Linked DNA regions of Homo sapiens: region 1 is linked to region 2. Evidence: read pairs that join two places in POLR2A ChIA-PET (ENCODE). Cell type or tissue: PC-3. All regions are shown on one strand. Links, peaks and the distances in the headings refer to the core of each region. The heading gives the core; the rest is flanking DNA. Region 1 overlaps IGF2BP2 (insulin like growth factor 2 mRNA binding protein 2). Region 2 holds the start of LOC124906313 (a long non-coding RNA gene).

What was found. Peaks named below come from ENCODE experiments on the same cell type or tissue, not always from the same donor. Only the 100,000 strongest peaks of a DNase experiment are listed, where the experiment ranks them.
Region 1: POLR2A ChIA-PET joins it to region 2 with 28 read pairs; 8 of 35 experiments call an interaction of 5 or more read pairs at or near these places.

What each region holds. Positions count from the first base shown.
Region 1 is chr3:185,667,721-185,684,500 of GRCh38, reverse strand. IGF2BP2 (insulin like growth factor 2 mRNA binding protein 2) reads left to right here. Exons shown (of 16, transcript NM_006548.6): 8 at 8,588-8,710; 9 at 9,070-9,205; 10 at 11,832-11,960. Among named protein-coding and RNA genes, the nearest start is that of IGF2BP2-AS1, 37 kb to the left of the region's middle. In PC-3, for the core only: CTCF peaks have their summits at 6,896 and 7,097; a DNase peak (open chromatin) is centred at 7,190; H3K27ac peaks cover 1,516 bases.
Region 2 is chr3:185,732,234-185,749,013 of GRCh38, reverse strand. All of the region lies in intron 2 of IGF2BP2 (insulin like growth factor 2 mRNA binding protein 2), which reads left to right. It overlaps LOC124906313 (a long non-coding RNA gene), which reads right to left and starts at 5,738. Exons shown (of 2, transcript XR_007096204.1): 1 at 2,421-5,738. RefSeq lists a silencer at 14,960-15,009 and an enhancer at 16,692-16,780. In PC-3, for the core only: no CTCF peak of the experiment used is centred there; a DNase peak (open chromatin) is centred at 3,473; H3K4me3 peaks cover 91 bases; H3K27ac peaks cover 2,402 bases.

The DNA.
Region 1 (16,780 bases), core at 4,613-12,612, 66 kb after region 2:
CCTGGGAGGTGGAGGTTGCAGTGAGCCGAGATCGCGCCACTGCACTCCAGCCTGGGCGACAGAGCGAGACTCCATTTCAAAACAAGAAAAGAAAAAAAAAAAAGAAATTCTACAGTGGAAAAATGTAGTATCCAATGATGACATGTAACTGAAGGTCCTAATGAGGGTTTTAGGGGGACAAGGATTTGGGGGTTTCAGAGAATGCCTCCCTGTGTAGGTGACAGAGCCCTGAAGGGACTGAATAAGAGGTAGAAGATATAGGAGAACAGAGATCCTAAACTTTCTTTTTGTTCATTTACCAAATATTTATTGAGCAGTCACTATGTGCCAGACACTATTCTATGTGCCAGGAACTCAGCAGTGAACAAAGCTGACAAAAATGCCCATCCTCTGAAAGTTACATTCTAATGCAGCTTCTTCAAGCACCCTCTTTATTTTGAGGCAGTAGTAATGCATCTGTTAGATGCTTTTGGTCTTCAAGCAACAGAAAATACAAGTGGTATAACCAATAAGAAAAGGATGTCATGTCACATAACAAGAAGTCCTAAGGCACACGGCTCCAAGGTCAGTTGAATCATGGGCCCAGAGACCCAGAACATTTTTCTGCTCTACGTTCCTCAGCATGTCTCACGTTCCCTTGGTTATAATAGGATGACTATAGTGATTTCAGATGTGCATTCCCACAAAAAAGTTACAAATTGAGGGAGAGGGCATCCCTTCCTTGTGTCCTTTTTTCAGAAAACTTCTTTAAAAGTTGTGGTTAAACAACCATAACATAAAATGTACTGTCTTGGCTGGGCATGGTGTCTCATGCCTGTAATCCCAGCACTTTGGGAGGCTGAGACAAGGTGGATCACTTGAGTCAGGAGTTTGAGATTGGCCTGGCCAACATGGTGAAACCTCGTCTCTACTAAAAATACAGAAATTAGCCAGGTGTTGGGGTGGACACCTGTAGTCCCAGCTACTTGGGAGGCTGAGGCATGAGAACCGCTTGAACCCAGGAGGCGGAGGTTGCAGGGAGCCGAGAGTGCACCACTGCACTCCAGCCTGGGTGACAGAGCAAGACTCCATCTCAGAAAAAAAAAAAAATTATTGATCATTTTTAAGTGTACTTTTCAGTAGTCTTAAGTATATTCACATTGCTGTGAAACAGATCTCCAGAACCTTTTCATCTTGTAAATCTGGAACTCTGTACCTATTAAACAACTCTCTTTTCCCTCTCCCGTCAGCCTCTGGTAATCACCACTTCTTTCTATGAATTTGACTACTCTACATACCTCATATAGGTAGAATCATATACTATTATTCTTTTGTGACTGGCTTATTTTACTTTGCATAGTGTCCTCAAGGTTCATGTTATAGCATGTAACAGGCTTTCCTTCCTTTTTATGGCCAAATAACATTCCAGTGTATGTATATAGCACATTTTGTTTATCTGTTCATCTGGTGATGGACATTTTGAGGTCTTCTGCTTCTTGGCTATTGTGAATAATGCTGCTATGAACATGGGTTTTCAAATAGCTCTTCAAGACCCTCTTTTCAATTCTTGTGGATATGTGCCAAGAAGTGAGATTGCTGGGTCATATGGTAGTTCTACTCTTAATTTTTGGGGGAGCCTTCATACTTTTTCCCATAGCAGTTGCTCCATTTTCCAACCCCACCAACAGTGCACAGGGGTTTCAGTTTCTCCACATTCTCTCCAACACATGTTATTTTCTGTTATTTCGATAACAGCTATCTTAATAGGTATGAGGTGACAGCTCATTGTGGTCTTGATTTGTATTTCTCTGATGATTAGCGATTGGTGATATTGAGCATCTTTTTATATATTTATTGGCCATTTGTATATCATCTTTAGAGAAATGTCTATTCAAATCCTTTGTTCATTCTCTAATTGAGATATTTGATTCTTTCGTTATGGGAGTTGCAGGAGTCCTTTATGTATTCTTGATCATTAACTATATATTAGTCCAGTTGGTGCTACTGTAACAGAATACTAAAGACCGGATAATTTATAAGGAACAAAAGTTTATTTGGCTCACAGTTCTGGGAAGTCCAAGAGCGTGATGTCAGCATCTGGTGAGGGTTATCCTATGGTGGAAGGCCTGAGGCAGAAGCAAGTGCAAGAGACAGAGAGAAGAAATAGGTCCAAACTATCCCTCAACCCACTAATTCACTCTGTGATAACTGCATTAATCCATTCATGATTAATTAATTAATTAATGCAGGTGATTAACTCATCACCTCCTAAAAGTCCTATCTTTCAACACTGTTCCAGTGGCAGTTAAATTTCAACATGAGTTTTGAGGGGAATTTGAAACCATAGCAAACCCCTTATCAAATAAATAATTGGTGAATATTTCTCCCATCCCATGGGTTGACCTTTCACTCTGTTGATTATATCCTTTGATGCACAAAAGTTTTTAAGTTGATGTACTCCCACTGGTCTAATTTTGCTTTTGTTGCCTATGCTTTTGGTATCATGGTGAAACCAAGAAGTCTTTGCCATGTCCAATATCATAAAGCTTTCTCCTGTGTTTTAGGAGTTTGATAGTTTTAGGTCTGTTTAGGTCCTTAACCTATTTTGAGTTAATCTTTGTATATGGTGTAAAATAATGGTTCAACTTCATTCTTCTATGTGTGTGTCCAGTTTCCCCAGCACCATCTGCTGAATAGACTGCTCTTTCCCCATCTAGTGGTCTCAGCACCTTATCAAAAATCATCGGAGACTATACGCAGGATTTATTTCTGGGCTCTATTCTATTTCATTGGTCTATTTATCTGTTTTTATGCCAGTACTACACTGTTTTGATTATGTAGCTTTGTAATATATTTTGAAAGCAGGAAGTCTGAGCCCTTCAACTTCCTTATTTTTTGAAATCATTTTGGCTATTCAAGGTCCCTTGAGATTCCATATGAATTTTTCTATTTCTTCAAACAATGCCCACTGTGATTTTGATAGAGCTCATATTGAATCTGTAGATCACTTTCGGTAGTATAAACATCTTCACAATATTAAGTATTCCAATCCATGAACACAGGATGTCTTTCCATTTATTTGTGCCTTTAAATTTCTTTCAGGAACCTTTTGTGGTTTTCAGTGTACAAGTCTTTTACCTCCTTGGTTAGGTTTATTCTTAAGTATTCTATACTTTTTGATGCTATTGTAAGTGGCAGTGTTTTCTTAACTTCTTTTTCAGATTGTTTATTGTTGTGTATAGAAATGTAAATGATTTTTGCATGTTGATTGATTTTTGTATCCTGCAATTTTGCTGAATTTATTCTAACCTTTTTTGTAAAATCTTTAAGGCTTTCTACATATAAAATCGTGTCATCTGTGAATAGAGATCATTTTATGTCTTTCTTTCCAATTCGAATGCCTTTTATTTCTTTTTTGTACCTAATTGCTCTGGCTAGGACTTCCAGTACTATGTTGAATAGAAATGGGCAGGAGTGGGCATCCTTGCCTTGTTCCTGGTCTTAGAGGAAAAGCCTTGCATTCAGTCTTTCATCGTTGAGTGTGATGTTAGCTGTGGGCTTTTCATAAATGGTCTTATGTTGAAGTAATTTCCTTTTATTCCTAATTTTGTTGGGTGTTTTTTATCATGAAAGGGTGTTAAGTTTGTCAAATGCTTTTTCTAATGACATGATCATGTAGTTCCCCCCCCTTCTTTCTGTTAATGTGATTTATTGTATTGATTGATTTTTTAAAAAATGTTTATAGTAATGGGGTCTCACTACGTTTCCCAGCCTGGTCTTGAACCCCTGGCCTCAAGCAATCCTCTTTCCTCAGCCTCCCAAAGTGATGGGATTACAGGCATAAGCCACTGCGCCCAGCTCCCCATTAATTGTATGCTGAACAAACCTTCCATTCCAGGAACAAATCCCACTTGGTCGTGGCTTATAATCCTTTTCATATGCTGAATTTGATTTGCTAGTATTTTGTTGAGGATTTTTGCATCAATATTCATCGGAGATAATGGTCTGAAGTTTTCTTTTTTTGTGGTGTCTTTGTCTGGCTTTGGAATCAGGGTAAAGCTGGCCTCATGGAATGAGCTTGGAAATGTTCCCTCCTCTTCATTTTTTTGGAAGAGTTTCAGGAGGATTGGCGATAATTCTTCTTTAAATGTTTGGTAGCATTCTCCGATGAAGCCATCTGGTCCTGGGCTTTTCTGTGTTGGGAGGTTTTTGATTACTGATTCAATCTCTCTCATTATTGGTCTGATCAGACTTTCCATTTCTTCATGATTCAATCTTGGTAGGTTGTGTGTTTCCTCTAGAAATTGGTCCATTTCTTCTAGGTTATTAAATTTGTAGGCATACAATTCTTCATAATATTCTCTTATAATCCTTTTTATCTCTGTCGTATTGGTAGTAATGTTCCCTCTTTCATTTCTGATTGTAGTTATTGAATGTTCTTTTTTTTTCTTAATCTAGCTAAGGATTTGTCAGTTTGGTTGATCTTTTCAAAGAACCAACTCTTAGTTTTGTTGGTTGTATTTGTTTATCTCTGCTCTGATTTTTATTATTGCCGTTTTTATGCTGGTTTTGGGTTTAGTTCTTTTCAAGTTGAAATAAAAGGATGGGGCCGGGTGAAGTGGCTCATGCCTATAAATCCCAACACTTTGGGAGGCCGAGGTGGGTGGATCACAAGGTCAGGAGTTGAAGACCAGCCTGGCCAACATGGTGAAACCTCATCTCTACTAAAAATACAAAATTAGCCGGGTGTGGTGGCACACACCTGTAATCCCAGCTACTCAGGAGGCTGAGGCAGGAGAATCACTTTAGCCTGGGAGGTGGAGGTTACAGTGAGCTGAGATCATGCCATTGCACTCCAGCCTGGGCAAAAAGAGTGAAACTCCATCTCAAAAAAAGAAAGAAAACGAAAAAACGTTAAAATAAAACATAAAATAAAAGAATGATAGACAGCAACACAAAGCCATATGAAAATATATAGTTATCTGGTAAGGGTAAATATTAACAAATATAGTAACCTGTACTGTAGTAATTTTGGTACATAGAATTTAAATGACAAAAACTTTTTTTAACTATAAATCTATGTTAATGGGTATAAAAACATATAAAGATGTTAATTTGTGATATTTGGGGATGGGGTAAAAAAGTAGAGTTTTTTATGCAATTGAAGTGAAGTTGTTATCAGTTCAAAATAGGATGCTATGACTTTAAGATGTTTTATGTAATTGCAATAGTATCCACCAAGAAAAAATCTATGAGAACGCACAAAAGAAAATCAAAGCACATCACTATAATAAAAATCAACAACACATAAAGGAAGACAGGAAGAAAGGAAAGAAGGGACAAAAAAGCTACTAGACATACAGAAAACAATGAAAATGACAAAAGTAAGTCCTTCCCTATCAGTAATTACTTTTAAGTGCAAATGAATTAAACTCCCCATTCTTGGCTAAATGGATTAAAAACAGGATCTAACTGTATGTGGCCTACAAGAGACTCCTTTTAGATATAAGGACACATATAGGCTGAAAGTAAAAAGATGGAAAAAGATACTCCATGCAAATGGTAACCACAAGAGAGGAGGAGTAGCTATACTATTATCAGATGAATAGACTAAAAACAAAACTGTTACGAGAGACAAAGAGGGACGTTATACAATGTTAAAGGAACAATTCACCAAGGAGATACAACAATTATAAATATGTACACACCAAACCTCAGAGTTCTAAACATGTGAAGTCAACTTTGAAAGAGCTGAAGGGAGAAATAATTAGCAACATGATAACAGTAGGAAACTTAAGTGCCCTACTTTCAATAATGGATAAAACTACTAGACAGAAGAACAATAAGGAAATAGAATTGGAACAACACTATAGACCAACAGACATACAAGAACATTCCACCCAACAATGGCAGAATATACGTTCTTCTCAAATGCATGTGGAACTCTCCAGGAGAGAGAACATACAAAACAAATCTTAAAAAATTCAAGAAGATTGAAATTATACTACAAAGTATCTTTTCTGATCACAATGGAATGAAACCAGAAATCAGCAGCACAAGGAAAATTAAGAGAATTCAGCATTTTTTGTAGAGCTTGTCAAGTGGTAATAAAGTCCCTCAGTTTTTATTTATCTGGGAATCTTAATTTCTCCTTTGTTTTTGAAGGACAGTTTTACCACACATGGTGTCCTTGGTTGGCAGTTTCTTTCAGCACTTCAAATATATCATCCCACTCCCTTCTGGCCTGCAAAGTTTCTGCTAAGAAATCTGCAGATAGTGTTACGGAAGCTCCTTTGTATGTCACAATTGCTTTTCTCTTGCCACTTTGAAGATACTCTATCTTTGACTTTAGACAGTTTGATTATAATGTGTGTCAGTGTGGTTTTCTGTGGATTTGTCCCAGTTGGAGTTCTTTAAATTTTTTGATTTGTATGTACATTTTGTTCCTCATATTTGGGAACCTTTCAGCCATTACTTCTTCAAATAAAGCTCTATGCCCCTTTGTTCCCTCTTCTCTTTCTGGGATTCCCATTATGCTTATATTGATCTACTTGGCATGTCTCATAGGTCCCTAGGCTCTCTTCACTGTATTTATTTATTTTAATCCTCTAACTTGAAGATTTCAAATGATCTACATTCAAATTTGCTGGTCCTTTCCTCTGTCTGGTCAAATCTGCTGTTGAACTCCTTTAACAAATTTTTCTGTTCAATTGTATTTTTCAGCTCCAGAATTTGTTAGGTTCTTTCTTATAGTTTCTGTCTCTTTGTTGATATTCTCATTTTGTTCATGCATAATTTTTCTGACTTTATTTAGTTGTCTGTCTGTGTTCTTGTTTAGTTCATTGAGCATCTTTACAATTATTTTTAATTACTGGTCAGGGAGCATGTAGATCTGTGTTCTTTAGAGTCAGTATTTGGAGTTTTATTTTGGTCCCTTGATTGGGTCATGCTTCTCTGTTTCTTTGTATGCCTAGTAAGTTTTTTTGTTGGGATTTGGGCATTTGAAAAAACAACCACCTCTCACAGTCTCTGTGTACTGGCTTTGGGCAGTGGAAGACCTGAAATCAGCCTAGCTAGAGGTTCTAGGACCTCTCAAACCTTTTCTAATCTCTTGATCCCTCTGGTGTCTGACTGTAGAACTGCAGTTCTTAAATGCTGCTTGCCTCTGTTTTCAGCAGCTTCTGAACTCTAATGCTGATCCTTCAGTGCTCTGAGTCAGTGACACAAAAACCAGTTTTTCTGGCACCTTCCAGACAAGCCAAAATGTTGTATGCATAATCCAGTCTTTGTTTCTGTCCCAAAGGAGGAGCCCAGCCTTTAGGGTTTCCTCCCCTTTGCTCTTCAGTATGCCATGTAGCGGGTGGGGCCTTGAAAACACTGAATGTTCTTACCTTTTTTACTGGATATATATACATCTCTCTCTCTCTCTCTCTCTCTCTCTCTCTCTCTCTCTATATATATATATATATATATATATCTCCATATATATATATATCTCTCTCCATATATATAATCTCTCCATATATATATATCTCCATATATATGTATCTCCATATGTATATATATCTCCATATATATATGTCTCTCTCTCCAGTAAATATATATCTCATATATATATCTCCAGTAAATATATATACATCTCCATATATATATATCCAGTAAATATATATATATATCTCCAGTAAGTGTATATCTCCATATATATATATCTCCAGTAAATATATATATATTTCCAGTAAATATATATCTCCATATATATATATATCTCCAGTAAATATATATATATATACATCTCCATATATATATATCTCCAGTAAATATATATATATATATATAGTTGTTGTTTTTAGACAGGGTCTTGCTCTGTAGCCCAGGCTGGAGTGCAGAAGTGTGTGATCATGGTTCACTGTAGCTTTGGCCTCCCTGGCTCAAGCAGTCCCACCTCAGCCTCCCAAGTAGCTAGGACTACAGGTATGCACCACTATGCCTGGCTAATTTTGTGTTTTTAGTAAGGACAGTGTTTCAGTATGTTGCCGAGGCTGGTCTTGAACTCTCGGGCTTAGGCGATTGCCCACCTTGGCCTCCCAAAGTGCTGAAATTACAGGCGTGAACCACGGCGCCCGGCCTGGAATTCCTCTTTAGTTTACAGCGGACTTCATATTATAGCTTCTCAGCTGATCTTTAGAGTTCTCACAGAGGTGTTCTGGTCTATCTCTTGTTAATTTGAGGTGTGTGTGAGGGGGAAAGAGACCTGTGGCTTCCTAGTCTGCCATCTTGCTAACGTCACTCTCCCTTGTACCTTTTTTTAAGAGCAAGGAGAACATTCTTCACCCAATAGAGTTCTTGTAATACCCTCATTGGCCAGATCAGCCTCATGGATCCACTTCCAACCAGCTACTACGAGGGAGTAGAATTACCATGGTTTGGCTTATGTTAATCAAAATTCATGAACTGGGGTCGGTGAGGGACCTGACCTCTCCCAAATCCCATCATCACTTGGTACCTGAACAAAATGACTTCCATTTATAAGAAAAAAGCAAGGTAATGGTTTTTGGGAGACAACCGTTATACGTATCTGAAGTGTTAACTTGCTGCTTGTCTCTTTTAGAGCCGAAGAGATTCCTCTGAAAATCTTGGCACACAATGGCTTGGTTGGAAGACTGATTGGAAAAGAAGGCAGAAATTTGAAGAAAATTGAACATGAAACAGGGACCAAGATAACAATCTCATCGTAAGCCACTTACTCAGATTACTCATGCCCAATAATGGAACACCTGAGCATTTCGATACGTCTAGTTCATTCATCTACTTTTCCCTAAAATGGGAATATAATCATAAGTGATGCAATTATCTCCATCATCTTTTAAAAAAATACATAAATACTTACCAGGTAGACATTTTTCACTATGGATGTGATCTAAATCACTGGTAAGATTTGAAATAAGATGGCAGGGATTCTCCACCACAGTGTGTTGGGAGGGAATTGAGTCTTCTCTCTCTCCGCCAAAACTTGTTTGTGATTTTTTTATTTTTTGGGCATTTTATTTTTCCCGTTGAAAACAAAATTTCTCTTTTCTTCTCATGGGTCAGTTTGCAGGATTTGAGCATATACAACCCGGAAAGAACCATCACTGTGAAGGGCACAGTTGAGGCCTGTGCCAGTGCTGAGATAGAGATTATGAAGAAGCTGCGTGAGGCCTTTGAAAATGATATGCTGGCTGTTAACGTAAGTCCCTAATGCTTTCTTCTCCGCTGGTTTTCACTAGGCTAAAAATACTTGCCATTCAGCTAATGAGGAAGTGCCTTAGGATAGGTATGCAGAGTTTTTCCTGACTTCCTAGGATAAAAGCATTAAAATAATCAGGAAACCAACTAGTAAATTATGATAAGTGCGCTGGACAACATCACGTGAAGACATTAAAATTATAACTTTGAAGACTGAAATAAGGAAAAGCTTATGATATAGTGTTTATTAAGAAAAGCAAGAATAAAAAAAAAAAAAAAAAAAAAAAGAAAAGCAAGAATAACTGGGTGTGGTGGCATGCATCTATAGTCCCAGCTACTCAAGAGGCTGAGGCAGGAGGAGCACTTGAGCCCAGGAGGTTGAGACTACAGTGAGCTGGCATTACACCACTGCACTCCAGCCTGGGCAACAGAGTGAGACCCCATCTCTAAATAAGAAAAGCAAGATATAAAAGTATATAAGTAAATTTACAATTATGTAAAACAGCATGGATCAGAATGACTGGAAGGCTACATACAAAAATGAAAATAGCTGGCACATTAGAAAAGTGGGATTTTTTCCATGTATGTAGCCTTCTGAACCTTACATAATATTGTCCTGTTACTTTTTAAATTTTAAAAATGCATGCTTTAAAGTTAACTTCTGATTTTCCTCCCTTGCTTGCTGATCTGCACTTTTAGATTGCCTGATAAATGTTGTCAACCAGTTGAGCCTTTACTGTATATTTGTAGCAGACTCATTAGGTTTGTCCTTCCTGTGATTGCTACCTAATTTTTACTCTTAATGGGGAGACACTGATCCGGCATTCAAAAAACAAACAAACAAACAAAAACCTTTAAAATAATTGGCCATCAGCAAAAGTCCAGCTCAGCTCAGAGGAGTAAATTTTTTTCACTTTTTAATTAGATTTTTTTGGATGTATACAAAAGTGAATGGATGCTCCAATAAGTCCTCATATACCCATAATCCACCTTTTGCAGTTATCAACTCACCACCTGTTTTGTTTCCTCTAAACCCTCATCCACATCCACTTTCCATACCTGTTGGATGACCTTGAAGCAAATCTCAGACCTGATAATATTTCTTAGAGAAATAAATGTCGACAAAGCACTCTTTAGATTAAACCCAGGTCCCTCACTGCAGCACTTTCTGTTGTACCCTCTATACTCCAGGCAGTAATCTGTCCCCATCTCACCCCGACCCCCACCTTAGCAGCCCACGTCACATGACAATTATGAGGTGTGATGAGAAGAGCTAGAGCAGGAGACTGCAGTGGTGTCTTCTCCCCATGTTTGGATATATTTGTGGAAGTATCATCTGACAATCTCATTTTCTTCCTGTGGGTTCTTGACATCTTGTGGTAAACATCTCTTTCTGTGAACACCTGGAAAAGCTACAGAAGGGCCTGAGTGATTCATACATCTTCACCTGAGCTTACCACTTAGGTTCATTCATGTCTGTGCCAAAGTCACGCACTGGTAGGTGAATAACAAAATTACTACATCTTATAGACAAAATGAGGTAAAGATGAAGGATACGAGCACTGCTATTCCAAAAGTTCTAAAAAAAAGAAAAAGGCAAGTTACAGTGTGAATGTAGACAAAGATTAGAAAATGTTAGGAAATTGCTTCATGTTCAGGGAGACAAAGATGGAAGCAGGTTGGACACAGCCTGGAATGGGTGACCACGTTCCTCTGCCTCTGAAGAGCTGTGTGGCTAAACCCACCCCCAGTCTGTGTGACCATCCCCATGTAGAAATGTAAGATAAGCAAGCAAGCAAGATGATCACAAAGCCGACAACTAAATAGTAAAGAGACAAAGTTGTAAACCATCCCGAACCTGGCTAATGGAGTTTACGTATGTGGGAATTTACATCATGTGAAGAATCTGATCTCTCCATGGATAGAGTTGGAAAACACTGTTAATCCAATTTGTTTTAAACAGTCATTCAACAAATATTTATTGAGTACTTACTATATACCAGGCACTGAGAACACGACACTAAGTAAGACATTCTCTGTTTGCAAGGAAATTCTAGTCTGAAAGGGGAAGAGGTAACTAAACAGGCTATTCACATACCATGTAATGAGTGCTGTCTTAGGGAAACAGGAATGCTGGAGAGCACAGACAGGGCATTTGAGCTGATCTTTGGGATGAAAGAAAGCTTCCTGCATGAGGGGTAATCTATGCTCAGGTGAAACCCACAGGTCAGTAGGACTTAGCCAGGTGAGAAGGGAGAAAAGCACTTCCTTGCCTAGGAAATAAATAGCATGTGAAGGGGCTCAGAGGTATTTAGGAAACAGGACTGGCCAGGTTGGAGATGAAGGGTTAGCAGGAGTGAGGCTGGCAAGGTGGCTGCCATCCCCAGGAAGAGCCTCATTTTCCATGACAAGATATGTAGACATGCCCAAGTGTGGCAGAGAAGCCTTGAAGGAACACCATGGTCAGGTTAAGATGTGGCACCCACCTCTGATACAGGGTAGGAAGAGCCTGGGCAGAGCTGATTAGGAGACGCTGGTGCCATTAAGACAAGAGAGGGAGGTTGACCCAGGCGTGCGGGCCTCTCTGGTCTCCTCCCTTCATCTTTTTTCTCCATTTCTATTCCCAGCAACAAGCCAATCTGATCCCAGGGTTGAACCTCAGCGCACTTGGCATCTTTTCAACAGGACTGTCCGTGCTATCTCCACCAGCAGGGCCCCGCGGAGCTCCCCCCGCTGCCCCCTACCACCCCTTCACTGTAAGTAGCTCAGCTTGTGGAGGTTTGCTTATGCGCTGGGCACCTCCAGGCAGCAGCATGCCTCTGCTGTGTGGAATCAGAACGGAAGCTTTCATTTAAAGGCCATGCTCGAGTAGAGATGAATCCAATGTAGGTTGAACTCAACATTTCTTAGGACTTCTTCCTAATGGGCAACTTAATATTAAACCAATCCTCTAAACACGTGTTCTTAAATATAGTATGTCATAACTAGCAAAGAAAGAAACTCATAGCAAATTCATCAACTAGAAGCTAATTTATTATAGAAAAGAACTTGTTAGCTCAAATAAGAACATTTCATGAGTGATGGTAATTTATTAAAATATATAGGGTACCTGGATGATTCTTGAAGAGAGATATATATCTACATACATACATGTGCAGTTTCTACCTATGTTTACAAGTCAAATGTATTGTCTTATTAATAGGCAATTTTTAAAAGAAAATATTACATACATTGTTTATGTCTAAACACTTAGCACAATGCCTGGTATTTAGTAAGTTCTCAATAAGTATTTGTTCACAACAGAAGAAGAAATGTGAATTTTGTGAGTGTTTTACTTATTGCTTTCATTCACAAGCATTATTCAAGATCAGTACATTACCAAATTGGGGGCTCAGGATACTTGACAGCTTTTTTTCATTCCTAATTTTTCTCTACGCAGACTGCTTATTTTTAAAAGCAAACTTTCCCCCAATGTTTATGCTGTTTAAATGGGAAGAATCAGGTGGGTGAACATTGCCTCAGCCATTCTGTTCTTTTGAGAAGTGCTTTCTGGGGTAGGCTTCACATTGTGTGAATTCCCAGTAGCTTTTTGGGTTATCTGTAGAGAGACAGGATGAATCCCCTGTGCCATCCTGCCAACAAAATGCAGACACAAACTGGCACCCACATGCTGAGTCACATATATGCACACATTCTGCATTCTTGCTTATATATGGCTCTTCTGAATCTTTTCTTTTTCTTTTTCTTTTTTTTTTTTTTTTGAGATGGAGTCTTGCTCTGTCGCCAGGCTGGAGTGCAGTGGCGCGATCTTGTCTCACTGCAACCTCCACCTCCTGGGTTCGAGCTATTCTCGTGCCTCAGCATCCCAAGTAGCTGGGATTACAGGCATGCATCACCACACCCAGCTAATTTTAGTAGAGAAGGGGTTTCACCATGTTGGCCAGGATGGTCTCCATCTCCTGACCTCGTGATCTGCCTGCCTCGGCCTTCCAAAGTGCTGGGATTATAGGCAGGAGCCACTACGCCCAGCCCCCTGAGTCATTTCTAAATCTCTTCATACCACCTCTTTAGTTATATCATTTCCCCTTAAACTGAAGGAGGGGACTGACACTGAGCCTTGTGTGTTGAGTAGCCTGAAGATGCAGTATGAGGGATTGTGGCAGCTGTCAGTCACATGGCTGCGCCAAGCAGTAAGAATAGCTTGGGAGTTTCACATCTCTGTATTTTTGCTGTCAGATCTGAGAATGGCCCAATGAGGTACAACCAAGTGGCATTGAGGCACATCATCATTTCTTGGGAGAGAGGCTGTACATACAGCCCCACAGAAGATAACCTCAAACGTTAGGCTACCCTCTTAGTATAGGTAATATAAGTGGGGAGAGAAAAAGGGCATAATAAATTAGACCAATTCTAAAATCGGTAATCTAGGCCGGGCATGATGGCTCACGCCTGTAATCCCAGCACTTTGGGAGGCTGAAGCAGGTGGATCTCCTGAGGTCAGGAGTTCAAGACTGACCTAGCCAGCATGGTGAAACCCCGTCTCTACTAAAACTACAAGAATTAGCCAGGTGTGGTGGTGCACGCCTGTAATCCCAGCTACTTGGGAGGCTGAGGCAAGGAGAATCACTTGAACCCTGGAGGCGGAGGTTACGGTGAGCTGAGATCGTGGCACTGCACTCCAGCCTGGGCAACAGAGTGAGACTTTGTCTCAAAATAAATAAATAAATAAATAAATTGGTAATCTCAAATATAGGAGTCAGCATGCTACAACCTGAGGGCCAAATCTAGCTCACCATTTATTTTCATTAATAAAGTTTTTTAGGGGACACAGCCATGGCTGTTTATATACATATTATCTATTCCTGCTTTCCCCCTGTAGTGGCAGAGCTGAGTAGATACATACAGATCACATGAGCCACAAAGCCTAAAATATTTATGATTTGCTCCTTTGCAGAAAAAGTTTGCTGACCCCTGAACTAAATTTAACAAGGAGAGAATTTTTCTTTTAATAGCAGAATATTTTCTAAACTTGAAAATAGGTTTTGCTAGTTGGAAAGCTTCCTTTATATCTCAGATTTTTACTAAAATAGTAGAATAACCATTTTGCTAAAATATGTGTTTCCTGTTATTTGTAAAATAGGTTTTAAATAAAAAATTGTTAAACTAAAAACAAAACAAAAACAACCAGGTAATTCTGATCTTGATTCCATGGGTCAATATTAGAGTAGCTTCTAATCCAGTACACTGACTGACTGAGACATGATGGCTTCTGCAGACATCTCCTTCATGCAGCTGCAGAAGTGCAGGTCCAATGGCATGGAGGCGGCCCTCACTGCCCACCTGTGCAGGACCTAGGCTATTCCTGGAGTGATACCTGGAGAGTCCACACCGCAGACCTGTGGGCTTCCCTGGTGGGCCCAGCAGACCTGTGGGCTTCCCTGGTGGGCCCAGGACTCCTGAGAACAGCAGCATAGGGTGGTGGAGATACTTTAAATACTTAAAGTATTGTTTTCCTGTCACATAGGCATTCAAATTTCAAGGAACTAAGATATTTCTTGGTTGCTTTTGTATATCACAAAGTTCTGATGCTTTTGCTTTTAGCATCCAAAGGTCAGGGAGTCTGTGTCCCTCCTTATAACTGGCTCATCCACACCTAGGTTGGTTTCCGAACTCTGGAATTTTTAATGCATATGTGTGTGTAGGAAAACTTTACCCCCCCCCCTTTTTTTTTTTTTTTACTGTTTTTCTGGTTATAATAGTAATATGTGCATAGTGTTTAAGAAGCAGGGAGTATGTACTTTTGAATTTCCCAAAAAACACATTTCTCTGATCCTAAAAAAGAAGCAGCAAATAATACAGAAATGCAGAACGTGCAAGTTTTTCCTTAACCTAGATATAACCAGTGTTTCTGTGTAGGTATGTGCGTGTGTGTGTGTGTATATTTATATATGATTTATATTTTTCCCCCAAATTTTCACTCTTGGAATGGAAATCCTTGTGTGTATACATCTTGATTCATTTATCCAATTATTTCCTCAGAATAATTTCCTGGAAGTAGAATCAAAGAATCTGTACATTTTCTATGCTGATACATAGTATATAATTTTGATACAAAAAAAGGTATATTACTTTTCATTCCCATCAAGAGTGTGTGTAACGGAGCAAGATTTTTTCTTCCATACCACCACTACCAATTCCTCGCAGTCTGATGTTTTAAAATATATGCTTTTTTAAATTATATGACTAAACAATTTCATATTAGCCATTTTTGTTCTCTCTGATAAGTTGCTTTCTGTATTTTTGGCCCCTCAGTTATAGCTTAGGTTCTAGAGCAGACTGCGTGCATTTGAATTTCTACACTGTCACTTGCTATTTTTAACTTTGAGCAAGTGACTTAAGCTCTTCAGGTCTGGGATTAATAATAGTACCTACATTAGGGGATTGTTATAACGGTAATTAAGTTAAAACCTACATACAGTAACTGCTATGTAAATCATAGCTGCTGTTATCATCTTTTTATTTCATCTTTTTCTTAATGATTTGTCATAGCTAATTACATATTAAGGCTGCTAACCACTTGTCATGTTGTAAATATTTTCAACAGATATTCTCTTTGCTTTATTTGTGGTGTCTTATGTCATAAATAATTATATGTATATAATTATATATATGTTCATTTATAGTGAACAATAGTTCATAGTTCAACTTAAAATGCCAACTTTGTCATACACAGAATTCCCACTTAACTATATATGTAGTACACTATATATATATATATATATATATATCTCTCTCTCTCTCTCTCTCTCGAACAAATGAACTTTTGTTTGAAGTTAAATGTAAACATTTCCCTTCAGCCTTTCTTCTTTTATCCAAATTTCACCCAATACCCCCGCCCTAGAAGTGTAGTAGTTATGTTTACACATTAAAAAAAGTTTTCTCGGCATATATACAATCATATTATTCAAAAATACAAATGAAATTATGCTGTACACAGTGAATTACAAATTTTGTTTTTACTTATTATGGGCATCTTTCTATAACTAGACCTAGTTTGATTTAATGGCTGCATAATATTCCATTAAATGAGTTTATCATAATTTTTGTAACCAGCACACTAGTTTTACGCATTTGGGTTGATTCCAAGTTTTTTGTATTATAGACAATGTCAAAATGAATATCTTTACAGGCATATCTTGAAGATATTGTGGATTATATTCCAGACCTCCATAGTAAAGTGAATAACATGATAAAACAAGTTACACTTTTTTTCTGTTTCCCAGTGCATATAAAAGCTGTGTTTACACTATACTGTAGTCTAAGTGTGCAATAGCATTATGTCTGAGAAAACAATATCCATGTCTTAATTTAAAAATATTTTATTGCTAAAAAATGCAGACACAGAAACACAAAGTGAGCACGCGCATTTGGACAAATGATACCAATAGACTTGTGTGACATAGGGTTGCCACAAGCCTTCCAGTTTGTAAAAAACACGATTATCTGCAAAGTTCAATAAAGCCAAACGCAATAAAATGAGGTGTGCCTCTACATAAATCTTTGCACAAGTGTGTGA
Region 2 (16,780 bases), core at 3,255-11,254:
TTTTGTATTTTTAGTAGAGATGGGATTTCACCATCTTGGCCAGGCTGGTCTTGAACTCCTGACCTCAAGTGATCAGCCTGCCTCGGCCTCCCAAAGTGGTGGAATTACAGGCATGAGCCACTGCGTCCAGCCAAGAAGTTCTTAGATTACTAAATTTAAGTAAAATGATTTTTACTTTAAAACAATTTTAATGGCTGATAAGGGGACCTTGTAGAATTTCTGAGGTTATCAATGGCATTGGAGTTCTTTGTGTCAGGAACTTGGGGAACAGATTTTGCAAAATGAGACTTACCAGGGTGACTTTTGAATGCTGTGGGGACAGCCAGATTTTCTGGGACAGGGTTGCCACCGTGCAGGCTGTTTGGGTAGGGTGAGATGGCAGTTGGTATATTCTAAATCAAGAGTCGAAGAATTCAGTCTATAATGATTGTTATATATTATGCCTTAGCAGTTTCTACTGCTGGTCTACAATTTGCTGGTTGGGAATTTTTAGAAGTACATTCTAAAACTTGGAGGAGAACTTCTATGTAACCTATTACTGGAGGGAAAGAAAATTGAAGTTTGAAAAGGTTGCTGTTTGACTTCCCACAATAGGAATAGCAGCAGGCTTTGTGGCATATTTTTCTATTTTCCAGTTGCTACTTCTGATATTAAGACACAGTAGTACTTGTTCACTGACACACTGAGTACAGGCAGGCAGTATATCGCATACCTAGTAGTGTATCCATTATGTAACCCCCCAGTTCCTTCCTCTACCTCTTTGCTCCTGTGAAGGTAGTCTAAATGGGAGCCCTTTAAAAAGTGATAGGTGGCCGGGCATGGTGGCTCACGCCTGTAATCCCAGCACTTTGGGAGGCTGAGGCGGGTGGATCACAAGGTCAGGAGATCGAGACCATCCTGGCTAACACGGTGAAATGGATCACAAGGTCAGGAGATTGAGACCATCCTGGCTAACACAGTGAAACCCTGTCTCTACTAAAAATACAAAAAAGTAGCTGGGCATGGTGGCAGGCGCCTGTAGTCGCAGCTACTCGGGAGGCTGAGGCAGGAGAATCGCTTGAACCTGGGAGGTGGAGGTTGCAGTGAGCCGAGATTGCACCACTGCACTCCAGCCGGGGCAACAGAGCGAGACTCCGTCTCAAAATAAAATAAAATAAAATAAAATTGGAGTAGAGTAGAGTAGAATAAAATAAAATAAAATATAAAATCGTGATAGGAAGGCACCTTTGATCACCATGTTTGGGACATTCTCAGTCTACTAAAGAAACCAAATAGTCATTGTTCATATATATATGAACAATATATATGGACTATTTTATTTATTTATTTATTTTTGAGACGGACTCTTGCTCTGTCGCCCAGGCTGGCGTGCAATGGTGTGATCTTAGCTCACTGCAACCTCCACCTCCCAGGTTCAAGTGATTCTTGTGCCTCGGCCTCTCAAGTAGCTGGGATTACAGGCAGGTGCCACCATGCTTGGCTAATTTTTATATTTTTAGTAGAGATGGGGTTTTACCATGTTGGTCAGGCTTGTCTCGAAGTTCTGACCTCAGGTGATCCACCCCTCTTGGCCTCCCAAAGTGTTGGGATTACAGGTGTGAGCCACTGCACCCAGTCTATATTTTTTAAAACCCGTAATAACAGACCATCTAGACCCTAAATACCAAAGACTTTAAAGTCCAGGGTTGGTGACAGTACCATAACATAAGGATAGTGAGAAAAAGTGATAAATCGTAGCGTTACCAGTTTTCAGAGCTTTAAAATATGTTAACATCTTAAAAATCTAAATTTCTTCATAGCAGTAAAACGGTAGCTATTTATAAATTGTTAAGTTAGAAGCTGAAAGTGGATAATTTAGGAAGAACAAAGATCCTAGAAAGTTAAAACATAGTAATTCCATTGATATGTAGATGGATAATTATCCTCAGCTCCTAGTGACTTGGAAATTGTTCGTTTTGGAGTTTTCTAGGTCTCTGGCTTATTTTTCTGTTTTGCCTGGTTTTTGCCTTTGTTTTTGATTTTGCCTCTTGTCCAATCACACTTCCAGAAGAAGGCAGGCCAGGAATGAAAAAGAGCCCACACTCAAAATTTAGCAGGGTCACATTTGCATACCTAGATCTTTACAGACCTACTTTTACAACTTTGCTTAAAGCAGCAAAGAGATCTTTTTCTGGTCCTGCTTCCAAACATAAGAGCATTTTCTCTTTTGCTATATAATAGCTCCGATAACTTCTACAGGAATCCCTAGCTCAAGAATCTACCATTTAAATGGAAGTTTAATAAAAGTTATAAATAGGTATCTTGGTTGCATAATATGATATATGTTTCCTGTTGGCTTTGTCCCCACTTTTGCTCCGCCCTCATATATAATCTTCCTCATAAAGGTACACAAAGCTTATAAGTTAAATGGTGTCTCCTACCTGTTAGTGAGAGCTGGCTTTTTTGATCCAGAAGCGAGAGACATTCAGTTTGGACCCGTGTTCCAGTGATAGAAAGGCCAGTCCTTCTGAATTAGGATGGTGGCCTCCACGGTTTTGCTCATAGGAAAATAATCGTTAAGTAGATCCGTCCCTGCTTTTACTGGGAGAACATGGAGTTGCTCACGTGAATTGCCCTGCCACTGGGAGCCCCTGCCCTTGAGAATGCTGCTGTTTGGAACCAGCTGCTTTTATGTCCATGGTCGCTGTGAGCAGTTAGGTGGTGTCTTGGCTTTAGTGGCGCTGGGACATCACTTCCTATCACTTTGATTGCCCTCCGCCCACTCAAGGTGCCCCCAAGTCAAATTTGTCAAGCCAGGCAGACTGTATAACAGGCTTATTTTTAAAATCAGGGATTAGAATTGAATTTGTATATATGTGTTGGGGAGATTTTCCAGTAAACAGTAACTAAACATTTTTGTTTCTTTTCAGTAGCTTTTGGAATTACTATCTCTGGGGTCCTTATAATAAGGTAGATTCTCTTAAGTCTGGTCTGGTTTACTTGTGGTTTTATCTGAAGAAAGGTTGTCTTCCCAAACCTAGGTTCTTGGCTACTTCAGTTAGCAAGGAGTGTGAAAAAGTGGACATGACCTTGCCAAGAAGAAAACTTTCAGACCACCCACCAAACCAGAGGAAGGTTAGGACTTTTTTTTTTTTTCTTATGTACAACCTTCCCACAGCTCATTATTTTTATTGCCACCCAGTGGCATTCACAATACGAAATGGTGCGAGTGATATTTCAACCTGTTGGGCAGCAGCTATGCTGTGCACTGTGACCAGAGCTGTTTGTTTGGCCAGCTACTGCAGGCGCTCATTGCAGCAGCCAGTGTTTTGTTTGTGAGTGTCTTCTCTATGGTTTCCTGCTTCAGTGAATAGAAGTGGGAGTTGTGGGGGCTGAGGGAAGAGGACAGACAGAAGACGGTTGGACTCATTTCCTGAATCATCTTAGGCATTCTTGCCGTCTCTTGGTTCCATCTTGGCTGGGCAGCATTTCCCACTGGTTTGTCAGACCAACTTTCCCAGCCACCTCTGGGGGTGGGAAGGAAAACCACACCTTGCTCTGTGTCAGCCAGTTAACAGGCAGAGTTTTGTTCAGTAAATATTTATAAAACCTCTCTACTAACCTCGAACCCTGCAACTCTGTACTTTTGAAAAGTTTATTCTCTTTCCCTGGCCTCCCAAGTAACTATTTGGGCCCAGCAGTATACCTCACACGGACAGCACTGGTACCCCTTCATCTGCAGGCCAGGTACCAGAGAAGCTTGTGCTTCCTGATCTTAACCTTGAACTTGGTCGACCATTCCTCTATTTAGGATTGCAGAGAGTTCATGGGAAAGGGTCAGGGGTAGATTGTCTTTCACAGTTTTTCCCTTTAATCTGTCAAGTTAAACCCGTGTGATCAGAGGAAGTGCAAAGCAGCGTGTGGAGGGGAATGAGGCCTCCAAGTGCAGGGAGGCATGTCTCCTCCTGGCTCTGCCGCACACCAGCAGCAAGGGCATGCCTCCACACGATGTTACTTTCTGTGAAATAGAAATAAAGGCCCTCTGGTCCTTTCGGAAATAAATTTAGAAACAACCTAAACATCGAACAGTTGGGAATTGGTTAAAAAAACTAGGTTTATCTTTATTAAGCAGTGTTGAATTTTTAATGCCGTATGAAAACATGATATGCTGAGTTTAAGAAAAAGATACAAAATGTGGAAAATGTGATTCCAATTTTTTCTTTTTTTTGAAAGAGTCTCACTCTGTCTCCCCGCCTGGAGTGCAATGGCACAGTCTCAGCTCACTGCAACTTCCACTTCCAGGGTTCAAGCTATTCTTGTGCCTCAGCCTCCCAAGTAGCTGAGATTACAGGCGCCGGCCACCACGCCCAGCTAATTTTTGTATTTTTTAGTAGAGATGGGGTTTCACCATGTTGGCCAGGCTAGTCTCAAACTCCTGGCCTCAAGTGATCCACCCGCCTTGGCCTCCTACAGTACTGGGATTACAGGTGTGAGCCATGGCACCTGGCTGATAATTCCAATTTTATAAAAACTAAGAAAGGAAGGTGTCAAATTAATAGTAGTTTCCTCTGATGGGATTATGGGAGATTTTAAACCTCCTTTTCTGATTTCCTACAATGAACATTTATACCTTTTGTTCTTTTTTTTTGCAGACTATATCATACACAAAAGTACACAAAACACATATATACAGTTTAATGAATGAGTATAAAGTGAATACCCATGTAGCTACTACCCAGATCAATCACATAAAAGCAGCATTACTTTTTATCACTGGAATACTAACAATAAAAATTTTATTGAAAAATACTTTTCCTGAGTTCCTCACTTGGCTATGGTAGGAATAAAATAAGACTGTATAGGAAAGTGCTTTATTTTTCAAACCTTAAAATTTCCATCAAACATTAGAAGTTATCTCTCGTCTCTCAGGTGCCAAAGATGACAGGTGCACATAAGCAGTAAGTCATTGCCAGAGTCTGGGGCTGCTTGTGTCATACAGAGATTTGCACTAAAAAATGTATCAATTGTGCCACTTGCACTATCTGCAGTTTTTCCCTCCCAGGAAACCCTTTAGGTGTAGACTTAGACACTGGGAGAACTGCTAGGACTGACTGGGTGTTAAAAACCTCTTTCCTACATTTTGTGCGGATTACCTTTGATTTTCTATGATCCCTGGATTGTTGCGTGTGGTGGAAGGAGGTTGTGTTAATTCGTTGATTTCACCAAAGCCAGAATTCCAAGCAGGAGTTTTTGTTTGCTTTGTTATTGAATTATCTAGTCTTTTACATCGTGATTTGAGGTTTGGTTCAAAAGAGGCAATGGATTGGTCATAATTTAATAATTTTATCTGATACTATAACTAAAGCCAGCTGTTTAATTTGCTGGACCAAGTGCAGAATGAAAATGTGGGGTCCCTTGTTCAAAAAACAGGAAAAGTATCATTAAATAATTAAAATATAGGCCAGACGTGGTGGCTCACACCTGTAATCCCAACACTTTGGAAGGCCAAGGTGGGAGGATCACCTGAGGTCAGGAGTTTGAGACCAGCCTGGCCAATATGGTGAAACCCCATTTCTACTAAAAATACAAAAATTAGCCAGGCGTGGTGACACGCACCTGTAATCCCAGCTGGTCTGGAGGCTGAAACAGGAGAACCACTTGAACCTGGAAGATGGAGGTTGCAGTGAGCCAAAATCGTGTTACTGCACTCCAGCCTGGGCAACAGAGCAAGACTCTGTCTCAAAAAATAAACAAAAATAAAAAAATTAAAATATAAAGTTTTCCTTTCTTCCATCGTCTCTCTCCTGACTTGTCATGGTGTGTTTTATTTGTTACTTAAAGTCACTCTAAGTAAAAAAAAAAATGTAATTATTAGTATGAATTTTATTGTTTGCCTTTATATTGTGCAATGCAGTTTGTTTGTTTGTTTATTTATTAAGACGGAGTCTCACTCTGTCGCCCAGGCTGGAGTGCAGTGGCACGATCTTGGCTCACTGCAACCTCCGCCTCCCAGATTCAAGCAATTCTTCTGTCTCAGCCTCCCTAGTAGCTGGGACTACAGGTGCACACCACCATGCTCAGCTAATTTTTGCATTTTTAGTAGAGACGGGGTTTCACCATATTGGCCAGGCTGGTCTCGAACTCCTGACCTCGTGATCTGCCCGCCTCAGCCGCCCAAAGTGCTGGGATTACAGGCATGAGCCGCTGTGCCTGGCCGCAATGCAGTTTAAAATGCAAATATGAGAGCATTTAGCTTGTTATCACTGAAATCATGCAGTTCATATTTTGTACTTCACACATTGTTCTAACCAAAATTGTGGAAATGCTGCATTAAACTAACTCAGCTGTTTTTGTTTCACTTTTATTTTTATTTTTTTTGAGATGAGATCTCACTCTGTCATCCAGGCTGGAGTGCAGTGGGGTGATCATAGCTCACCGTAACCTCAAACTCCTGGGCTCGAGTGATCCTCCCACCTCAGCCTCCCAAGTAGCTGGGATCACAGGTGTGCACCACTACGCTTGGCTAATATTTTTTTTTCGAAATGGAGTCTCACTCTGTTGCCCAGGCTGGAGTGCAGTGGCGCAATCTCGGCTCACTGCAACCTCCACCTCCTGGATTCAAGCAGTTCTCCTACCTCAGCCTCCCAAGTAGCTGGGATTACGGGCACCCGGCACCATGCCTGGCTAATTTTTTTGTATTTTTAGTAGAGATGGGGTTTCACCATGTTGGCCTGGCTGGTCTCGAACCCCTGACCTCAAGTAATCCACTTGCCTTGGCCTCTGAAAGTGCTAGGATTACAGGCGTGAGCCACTGTGCCTGGCCGGCTAATTTTTTTTTTTTTTTTTTTAAGAGGTGGGCTCTCACTGTGTTGCCCAGACTGGTCTCAAACTTATTTCACTTTTTAAAAAAATTTATCATTTATTATTTCACTTCTTAATATATGCACATTTTACCAATATTCTCCACCTTCAGCTTACTAATGAATAATGGAGCTATGGAAAACTAATGGAAAAGAAACTATGAATTATCTCTTCTTTTCCTTCTATAACATACAACACCATTTTTAGTGTAAGTGGTTGGCTAACATGAAGAAGTAACATGAGTAAGAGGGGTTGTTCATGTTTCTCAGAGTGCCATTGCCTTCTTTCTACATTCAAGGCAAATTCTAGTTCCAGTAGAAAGTGTGGTCTCTTGGGCTGCACCCACACATACTCAGTCATAGATATAACATGCTTACCTCGTGCTTGCTCTGCATCTTGTGGAACTCCCACTCATGGTGGGTCTACCAAAATCCCGTACTCATTGGGCATCAAATGAGCTCACCCATGAAGCCAGCCCTGACTGTTGTAATTTTTGTAATGACAGTGGCCAGTTACTGTTGTCACCCTTTCCATGGCTTTTTGTTCTGGGTTGAGTTCTCCTTATCTGTAATCCCATGGGACCTGGAATTTTTCTCTGTTCAGAGCGAATTCCAGGTTTTTGACAATGACAAATAGCAGTTATTCATGGGACAGGGTGCCACTCACCACTGATACCCATTCATTCTTTTATCTTGTGTCTATTGGTCAAATTAGCCCATGGATCCTGAATAGGAAAGAAATGAATCTGAAAGGTCAGCTTTGAGATTTATGAAGTTCAATAAAAATCAAAATTGACAACCAGTAGCTTCAAAATTGTACTTCTGCTTGCAGCAAGGTATTCTGCATATGGTTCTGTTGGATTTATAAAATTATCGGTAGGCTGGCAAGAGGTTTGAAAATCAATAACTCGCTGAACTTATCTCTGAGAGGATTTTTATATGCTATTGGAGTATTTTACCCTTGTGCCTTTGACAGAACAATTTCTCAAGAAGGAAATATGCGGCCGGGCACAGTGGCTCATTCCTGTAATCCCAGCACTTTGGGAGGCCGAGGCTGGTGGATCACGAGGTCAGGAGATCGAGACATCCTGGCTAACACAGTGAAACCCCGTCTCTACTAAAAATACAAAATTAGCCGGGCATGGTGGCATGTGCCTATAATCCCAGCTACTCAGGAGGCTGAGCAGGAGAATTGCTTGAACCTGGGAGGCGGAGGTTGCAGTGAGCCGAGATCGCGCCACCGCACTCCAGCCTGGGCGACAGAGCGAGACTCCGTCTCAAAATAAATAAGTAAAATAAAATAAAAAAAGAAAATATGCAAACATTTCCTCAACTTGCAGCTACTCTTGACAGTCCCTTGAGTGAGTATAGACCACAAAGCTTGGTAATTAAGAGCATAAGTCCAGTTTGGGCAGACTCAAGCTTACATCCTGGCTCTAACCTTTACTAGGTATATGGCTATGAGTAAGACACCTATGGTTCTGAGCTTGGTTTCCTCACCTGTGAAGAAGCAATGATAAGAGTAGCTCAAAGGATTACTCTTGATAACATTAAGAAAATAGGTTAGTTTGACCTTTGACATAGAGTAGGTATTCAATCAGTTTTAACTATTATGATTATTAGCATAACACAGAACAAAAAGACTTCAAATGACTATACTTCTAAGGTTGGGAGGTGAGTAAATCTGATACTCTTGGCTAGTTCTGTTGGAAACTCAGCAGGTAGACATTTAATATGAAGGAGAAAATAGTACTGGTCTGTATTAGACTGTGAATGTTTTGAGAATGGGAAACTGTGTGTTATTGATTTCAGTGTCCTCAGCCCAGCACAGTGCTTGGCACATAGTAGGTGCTGTTGATTAAATGGTAAATGAATGGTTTAGTGTTTTATTCTTCACCTTGTATGATATGTATCTTTCTAAATATGCAAACAAACATTTATTTTTCATGCCAGTCCAATTGTGTGGACATACATGGTTTTGTGTAAAGATCCCCTTTGCTTTTCAACAATTGAGAAGGAAATAAAAAGGCCGGGTATGGTGGCTCACACCTTTAATCCCAGCAGTTTGGGATGCTGAGGCGGGTGGATTGCTTGAGCCCAGGAGTTAGAGACTAGCCTGGCCAACATGGCACAACCCCGTCTGTACTAAAAATTAGACAGGTATGGTGGTGTACGCCTGTAGTACCAGCTACTCAGGAGGGTGAGGTGGGAGAATCACCTGAACTTGGGAAGTCAGGGCTGCAGTGACCTGCATTTGTGCCACTGCACTGCAGCCTGGGCAATGGGAGTGAGACCTTGTCTCGGGGTGGGGGGTAGGGGGGGTGGGGGGGAGGGAAAAAAAGGACATAATTTGATGGTATATTTATTTTTAATAAAGATGGAGATAAATGGTAATTTTCAATATCTGAACGTAGGCTGACCTGAGTCTTAAGCACGGTGGCAGATGGTCTGGAACCTCCGCCGAGATCTGGGTTGCATTGTGGGGCTAGACAGAAAGAGAAGCTTCGCGTGTCTGGGTACCTGGACTCCTGGTCATAGCCTTCCCTTAGAGCTCCCTGACTAGAGAATCTGTCCTCATCACGGGACAGCATCAGTGTGTCTGCTCCTGGCCAAATTCAGCTGCATTCCGGCAGGTGGTAGTGATTCCTGAGGAGCCAGGAGAAAGCCAGGCTGTCATTTAGATTCAAGGGAAGATCTATTTGCCTTTTGATAACAGAAGGGTTTAGGAAGACATTTGAGCCATACGGCACAATTTGAAGGACTTAGTTTAAAAGAAAATAATTGACAGAGTAATTGGAATGCTATCTTTTTACAGTTTATAAAGAGGCCCCTTTGTATGTGTTTTTCTGCCAATTCTGTTTAAATGCCCTGCAATTTAAACACACTGAGGATTAGAGACCAGCAGTGATGTTTGGGCTTTGAAAATTCCAGGACAGGTTAGAGGCTTGTAACCTAGTACAGTTGCAATGGCCGTTTCGTTTTGTTTTAAGTCCACCGTTGTAATCCCTATTCCACAAGAGTATATTTTTCAGAACGCTGCTAAATCCCAGACATGGATATTTATATATGCCACCAAAGATATGTGAAAACACATATAAAAGGGCAGCTTTTAGGAATATTTTTATTATTTGAAAATTGATCTGATGTCATTAATCATTTCTTGTGCTATTTTTTAAACTGGGTTTTGTGACTTTTTTTGTAGCTCCAATTGATTTAATTTTGTAGGAGTGGAAAGGAAAGTTATTCATCTTAACTTATAGATATTCCCACTTTACCTGAGAAAGTATTTAAGGATCTTTAAGGATTAAAGGTCCTCTTCAAGCTTGACAATCTAAGTTTTAAAGTTTGTATTTAGCAAAATTATTGTTTAATACTTGTTTTTATAAAACAGCATTCTCTGTGAAGGAAGCAGCAGTGATCTTGTGCCCTTTGTTGGATGAAGTACCAGGAATATTTTCTGATTGCTTTCTCCAGGGACAGAAATGCAACTGTAAATGATAGAGATTAAAACAATAAAACTGCCCAGTGAGGCTTAGCCCTGAATTGCTAAACCTTCATATAATAAAACATTTTCTGAGAGAGGATGGTAGTGGCTGCAAAGACCAACAACTGGTTCCTCTGCCTGGATTCATCTCTTTCGTTCTCCCCTCTCTGGTTAAGACTTGCTCATCCTTCAAAACCCAGCTCGGATATTGCCACCTCCCTGAAGCCCTTCCTGACTCCCCTAGGCTGTTCCTGCCTCCGTCTTCTGTGTTGCTTTTATACTTTTCATGTTCTCAAGGAAGGACCTCTGCCCACAGTGCTCTATAATTAGTTCTGTAATTATTAGTGTTTATCTTTTACACTAGATTATGAGCCCTTTAAAGGCAGGATCTGGGACTATTTCATCTTTGTGGTTTAACCCCCAGTTTTATTGCCTGGAAAATAATAGGCACTCAGTTAATGTCTTTTGAAGTACTAAAGATTCTGTTGAATACTTACCACAAGGCGACATCAAAATAGATAGCAAGTGAGGATACTTAATCTTGGTAGAAATGAATTTATTTTAGATTTTTTCATGCCTTTATTTATGAATTCTAAAAGCAATTCATTAGATTTGGAATAAAGATAATATCCAGTGTTGGCAATGGCCTGGTAATACACTGTTAAACATTGGCAGTGAGGGTAGAAATTGGCACACTCTTTCTGGGAAACTATTTGGAAATTTGAGGCCTAAATATGGTCACACCCTTTGACCTAGTAATTCTGTTTCTCAGAATCTACTCTAAAGAAATAATAAGAGATCACCACAATGTTATAAAGCATAATCCAAGAGACAGCAGGAACAGCTTCCTGATATTCTGTGATCCAAACCAAGTACTGAGTGTCTAAGAACTGGGGATGACCATCATAACTTCTCGAGGTCTTTGCTTCATGTTCTCCCACATTGTCTAGTCTGTCTTCTTGTGTAGAGTAGAAGTTAAGTAAATACTTGTAGTAAATGGATAAATAATTCTTTGAAGTTGAAATGTAAAGCACTCAATGTATAGAATAATGTAACTGTTACTGCGAATGCCACTATCAGATTTAACAAGTTATTTGACATACTTGTTTCCAATTTTTTTGTTTATGTTTTTAATATTGTGCAAATACTATATGCACACATTCTTTGTGCACATTTACTTTATAATCTGCAAAGTGATTTTATATTTTATACTCTCTTTTGATCAAGCCAAAAAAGGTGTTACTCCCATGTTATAAAAGGGAAAACTGAGGCTTGGAGCAGATCCAGGACTAGAACTACCACTTTTGACTCCCAGTCCAATATTTTTTCACAGTAGGAGTCTTTGGAGAACTCTTAGGAAACAAGGAGCACCTAGAATGTTTATTAAGGGAGGGTGTACATCAGCTCCAGAAAGATGTTGACAGATTGGAAGGAATTTAAAGAGGAGCCAACGCTGCTGGAAGGAAGGACATAGGAGAGATGAAAGGAATTTAATATGTATAGCTTGGCCAACGGATGATTAAAGGGGATATGATAACAGTCCCTAGGAATGTGAAGGATGTAAACATCATGGAAAGAGAAAATGTATTTAGAATCAATCAAAGCAGTATATAAAAAGAAATACAAATTAATGCGAAACATCACAAAAAGCCATTTTCATGGTGACACTTGTTAGCTTGTAAATTAGAGTCCCAAGACAAGTATCAAAAGCCCTTCTAAGACATTTAGGACTAAGTTATTCTGCCTAGATTTGGGGAGGGCTGTTCCATTTCTAATTTTGATGGCTGAGATCATGTCCCTTCCTAGCATAGATTTGCCACCCAGTACTGATGGCACAGTTTTGCGTATCAGGGTCAAAAGGAAAACTCTTGTTACAATCTGTGGAAGCCAAATTCAGGCATGTCCCCAACATTGTGCAGTCCGACATCGCAGAGACTGCCCGTGAAGCCTAACTTGAAACCCTAAGTGTTGAGCTCATTAACTCTGCCATCAGATGACTGATTCCCCACCTGCATGGTGTCCCCTGCTGGGAATTTCAGGTTGTGAGCAAGATGCAGAGATGTTCTCTTATTGTTTAATTCACGGCCACATTGGGTAAGCAAGTGGGCCTATTCCAGTGGAGGAAATGTCATCCCCAAGATGTTGCCATCGCATGGGTAGGGAATGATGGTGCACATATTGTGTGTGTGAAGCCATGTCCCCAAGAAGGGGAGCCGAACCCATGGCAGTGTCAAAATCTGAGGTCAAAGCTGTAAAAAGTGTTCACCTTGGATTGAGATGTGGCCATGGAATTATCTCTACCCCATAGGAGTTAGGCAACAGAGATGTCCTTCAAACTAAATCAGAATTTAGAGGGCAGTCTTAAAAGGAGGAGTGTGGTGTTTGGAATGGAAGGGTTTGTTGGGGCCCTTGGAAGGAGCTGGAAGGCACTCAGACCCTGTGAAAGAGTGGCCCCCCCACCTCCGAGTCCCCGTGACCTTGGCCCAGTACCCCCTTAGACCTAGAGGTGCCAAGGCAGCTTCAACCAGGTGCAGGAGCTGCTGGCCTTAAGGATCTGATGGATTTGATCCAACAAACTGGACTGAAACGGTGATCTGGGGGACCCCTTGGGGCCTGTGACACTACCACTAAGAAAAAACTCTGAGAGGGAGGGTGGATTCCTTCTGGTTAGCCTTACTGGAGTGGTCCAGCATTCTGTGAAATCAGAGCTGAGCTAGGACTTGAGATAACAAAGTGTATGCATATAGTTTATAAACTAATCTTCTCCCCCGTTTTCTGTGGTCTTCTTTGGTGTCACTATCCCACCCCCCATTCATTCACTCATTCAACAAACTTAATGAGCTCCACTTCTGTGGCTAGTTAGGAGTCCATGCTGTTAAGGATATGAATTAAGATCATGGTGATGGAAATGAAAAGGTATATTTTTAGAAATATTTAAGAGTTATGGATGTGGGATTAGGAGATGCTATTTAGTGGCAGAGCTGTAAGTACAGCCTGGGTCTTCAGGTTCCTGGGGTAAGGAGCCTTCCCCTCTGCTGTGTAAAGCTTATTATCTCCTCCCGGAGGAACTCTGTAATTTAGCTCTTTTTTCTTGACCAAGGACTTGGCATGAGACTGACCATCGATAATGCCAAACACTGTCATAAAAGCAAAGATATGAGAGCTTTGTTCTTAGCTATTTATATTTATGCTGTAAATCCTTTAAGATAGACATAATTGCTGTGCACATAGATTAAGGGATGTAAGGCCAGGCACAGTGGCTCATGCCTGTAATCCCAGCACTTTGGGAGGCCGAGGCAGGTGGATCACCTGAAGTCAGGAGTTCAAGACCAGCCTGGCCAACACAGCGAAACCCCATCTCTACTAAAAATACAAAAATTAGCCTGGTGTGGTGGCTAATGCCTGTAGTCCCAGCTACTCGGGAGGCTGAGGGACGAGAATCACTTGAACCCGGAAGGCGGAGGTTGCAGTGAGCTGAGTTCATGCCGCTGCACTCCAGCCTGGGCGACAGAGCGAGACTTGGTCTCAAAAAAAAAAAAAAAAGGATTTAAATGTATTTTCAAGCATTGATATTGTCATAAAATGTAATTCACTGATAAAATGCACATAAAATTAATATATTTTCTTTAGTCTGTAACATTAATAATCTCATCTGCCTTTTAGAGTAAGGACTGCCTTTTGTAGCTTGAGCACTTATGTGTGCTTTCATGTTACAACGCTGTCTTCGCTATTACAGTGTGAGGGAGCTGCTGCTCTTATCTCCACTCTGCAGAGGGGAGATTGAGGCACGTCGGAGTTGAGTAATTGGCCAAGGTCAAATGGTAAGTGGGAAAACCTGGATTTGAACCCAGGCAGCCTGGCATCCAACTCCAAAATCCTTGACCTCTATACTCTAGTGTTTCTGACAGGAGGAGGGTTTTGGAGTTAGGTTTTAGCCTGAGTCTCATAAGATCTGTCCAAAGAAAGTTGAGCTTACAATTAATTTCCCTGCTGTAAGCAGGAAAATTAAAATTATTTTTTTCCACGTTACTGCTGCCTTAAATACTGTAGACAAGTTTCAGCGTACTTCTCACTTCATTGGAAACCTATAAAGATAATTGCCAGGTGCTAACACACACTTGTTAAAAACCAGCTTTCACTCGTTTTTAACAATGCAAAAGTGAGCAGTTTCTCATCTGCCCAGTGTATGATTCTTTGCTCAGAAGAAGTAGAATGGATGAACAGAGACGCTGAACGATTGTGGAATTTTTGATTATGCTTTAATAGGGAGGTAAGGAAAATGTATACAGGATTTGGGAACTAGACAACGTGAGTTTGCATTTGGGCTCTAGCATTATGATCTCTCTGACCTTGGGCAAGTCACTTCACCTCTGAGTGTGTTTCCTCTTCTATAAAATGGGGTTGATAAGTTGCCCAACCCGCCCTCACAGAGCTGTTGTTGGAATTGAATGAGATAAAGTATGTGAACACGTTTCACCTATGTAACTATGTGCAGATGCTCATTACTGCCATGGCTAGGGAGAGAGGTGCCGGAGCAGAGGTGAGCAGCTGCCTAGAGGAACTTGAGCAGGTTTCCCTGGGTTACTGTATTCCTAAGGAAATGTGCACCCTCTTGTGGCGAAGTAAGGGGGTTAAGGGTTCTTGTGAAAAATACTTCAGTGTTGTTACTGTGGGATTTTTTTGGTCACCAGAAATACTTTCCCAGTAATGAATGTACACACTCTTTCTAAACAAATCCTTAAATTGCAAGGTGAGTGAATTATTTAGTCCTTACCCAGTTTTTAATTTTTCTTCATGTCTTTCCTGTTCCATTCATAGAGAGACTTGCTAAACTTTTCATTTTCCTAAACTACTGTTTGTTTGTTTTTAATGTGCTTGTTGCATTTACTTTATTTTTGGCTCTAATTTATTTATTTATTATTATTATTATTATTGAGGCGGAGTTTCGCTCTTGTTGCCCAGGCTGGAGTGCAATGGTGCAATCTTGGCTCACCACAACCTCCGCCTCCCGGGTTCAAGCGATTCTCCTTCCTCACCCTCCTGAGTAGCTGGGATTACAGGCATGCGCCACCACACCCAGCTAGTTTTGTATTTTTAGTAGACATGGGGTTTCTCCATGTTGGTCAGGCTGGTCTCGAACTCCCGACCTCAGGTGATCCGCCTGCCTCGGCCTCCCAAAGTGTTGGGATTACAGGCGTGAGCCACCGCGCCCAGTCTGGCTCTGATTTATTATCTGTTAAATTTTAAACACATAGGGCTTTCTTTGTCTGCCTTTGCTAACATAGGACTTCTGGTGCTTAGCATCTAGTAAATGCTCAGTAAATGATGATGAGTGGGTACTGACAGTCTTAACCATTCCTCAGTTTCCTTCTCCCTTTGACTGTGGAGCACCCTCTTTTCCTTGGGATCAAGCTTCCTGAAATATACGGAAATGGATTGAGAAAATATGGCTTATCAATCACTTTACATTTTCTCAGGTTCCTCTTTAGTAAAATAAGAATGAGAATAGATGATTTCCAAGATTCTTACTTTGTAGGGACAAGGGAATCAGATGATTGTGTTCTTTGGCAGAGCCTAGTCTGTGAAATGTCTTATGACTATCAGCTTTATTGTATCCTCCCCTAGTTCCTAGATGAATAGGGTGGGGAAGCAGGAGAATGCAGTATAGTGGAAGGAAGGGAAGTGGGGTGATGAACAACAGGATAAGAGAACATTGTGGTGGGCAGGTTGGGGGAGGGATTAACAGGACAGTAGCAACATTCCAGAAAGAAGCTGTAACATCCTGAGGTATGTGAACATTTTTCAAAACGTATACACATGGTATTATCTGTGAGGCCTACAGGGGATTATCTAACTCAACATCCTTTATTCCCACACATTGCTTACATTAAATTTGGGGAAAAAATATTTTCTCTAATTGAGTTATGAAGTCCTTGGTCATGTAGCAGTTCAAGCTACAGCAGTGACTTTATAATTGTCTTCATATACTCTTCATTTTATTAAAAATTTCTCTTTCCAACCTGGTTGCTTAAAAGCATTGTTTTGATTTTAGAGAGCTTGAGACATGGGTCTTGCAGAAGGAGGCCAGCCGTCTCCCTAGGGAGGGTCCTTGTAGTATGTTGGGGGCTGGGCAAGGGGTGCTTGCCTTAGAGGGTTTTGAAGTCCCAGATTTGGATCTCAGTTTTACAGTTTCAGGTTTCACACCAGTCTTAACTATATCAAGACTTGCTAGTGAGTCAAAATGTCAGTTGTTTATCATACTGAGAAATACTAAAAATCCTGTACTGTTTCTCCCAGCTGGTCAACATAGTCTTCCCTGGAGAAGCCACATTGCTGCTGAAAGATTGGTTGGTGCATGTTAGGGAGTTGCTTGGTTTTATTAATCCAACAGATCTTTTCTGAGTTTCGCTCTGCATGCCAAGTACTGAGGAAGGTACCAGGATTAAGAAAAAATTCT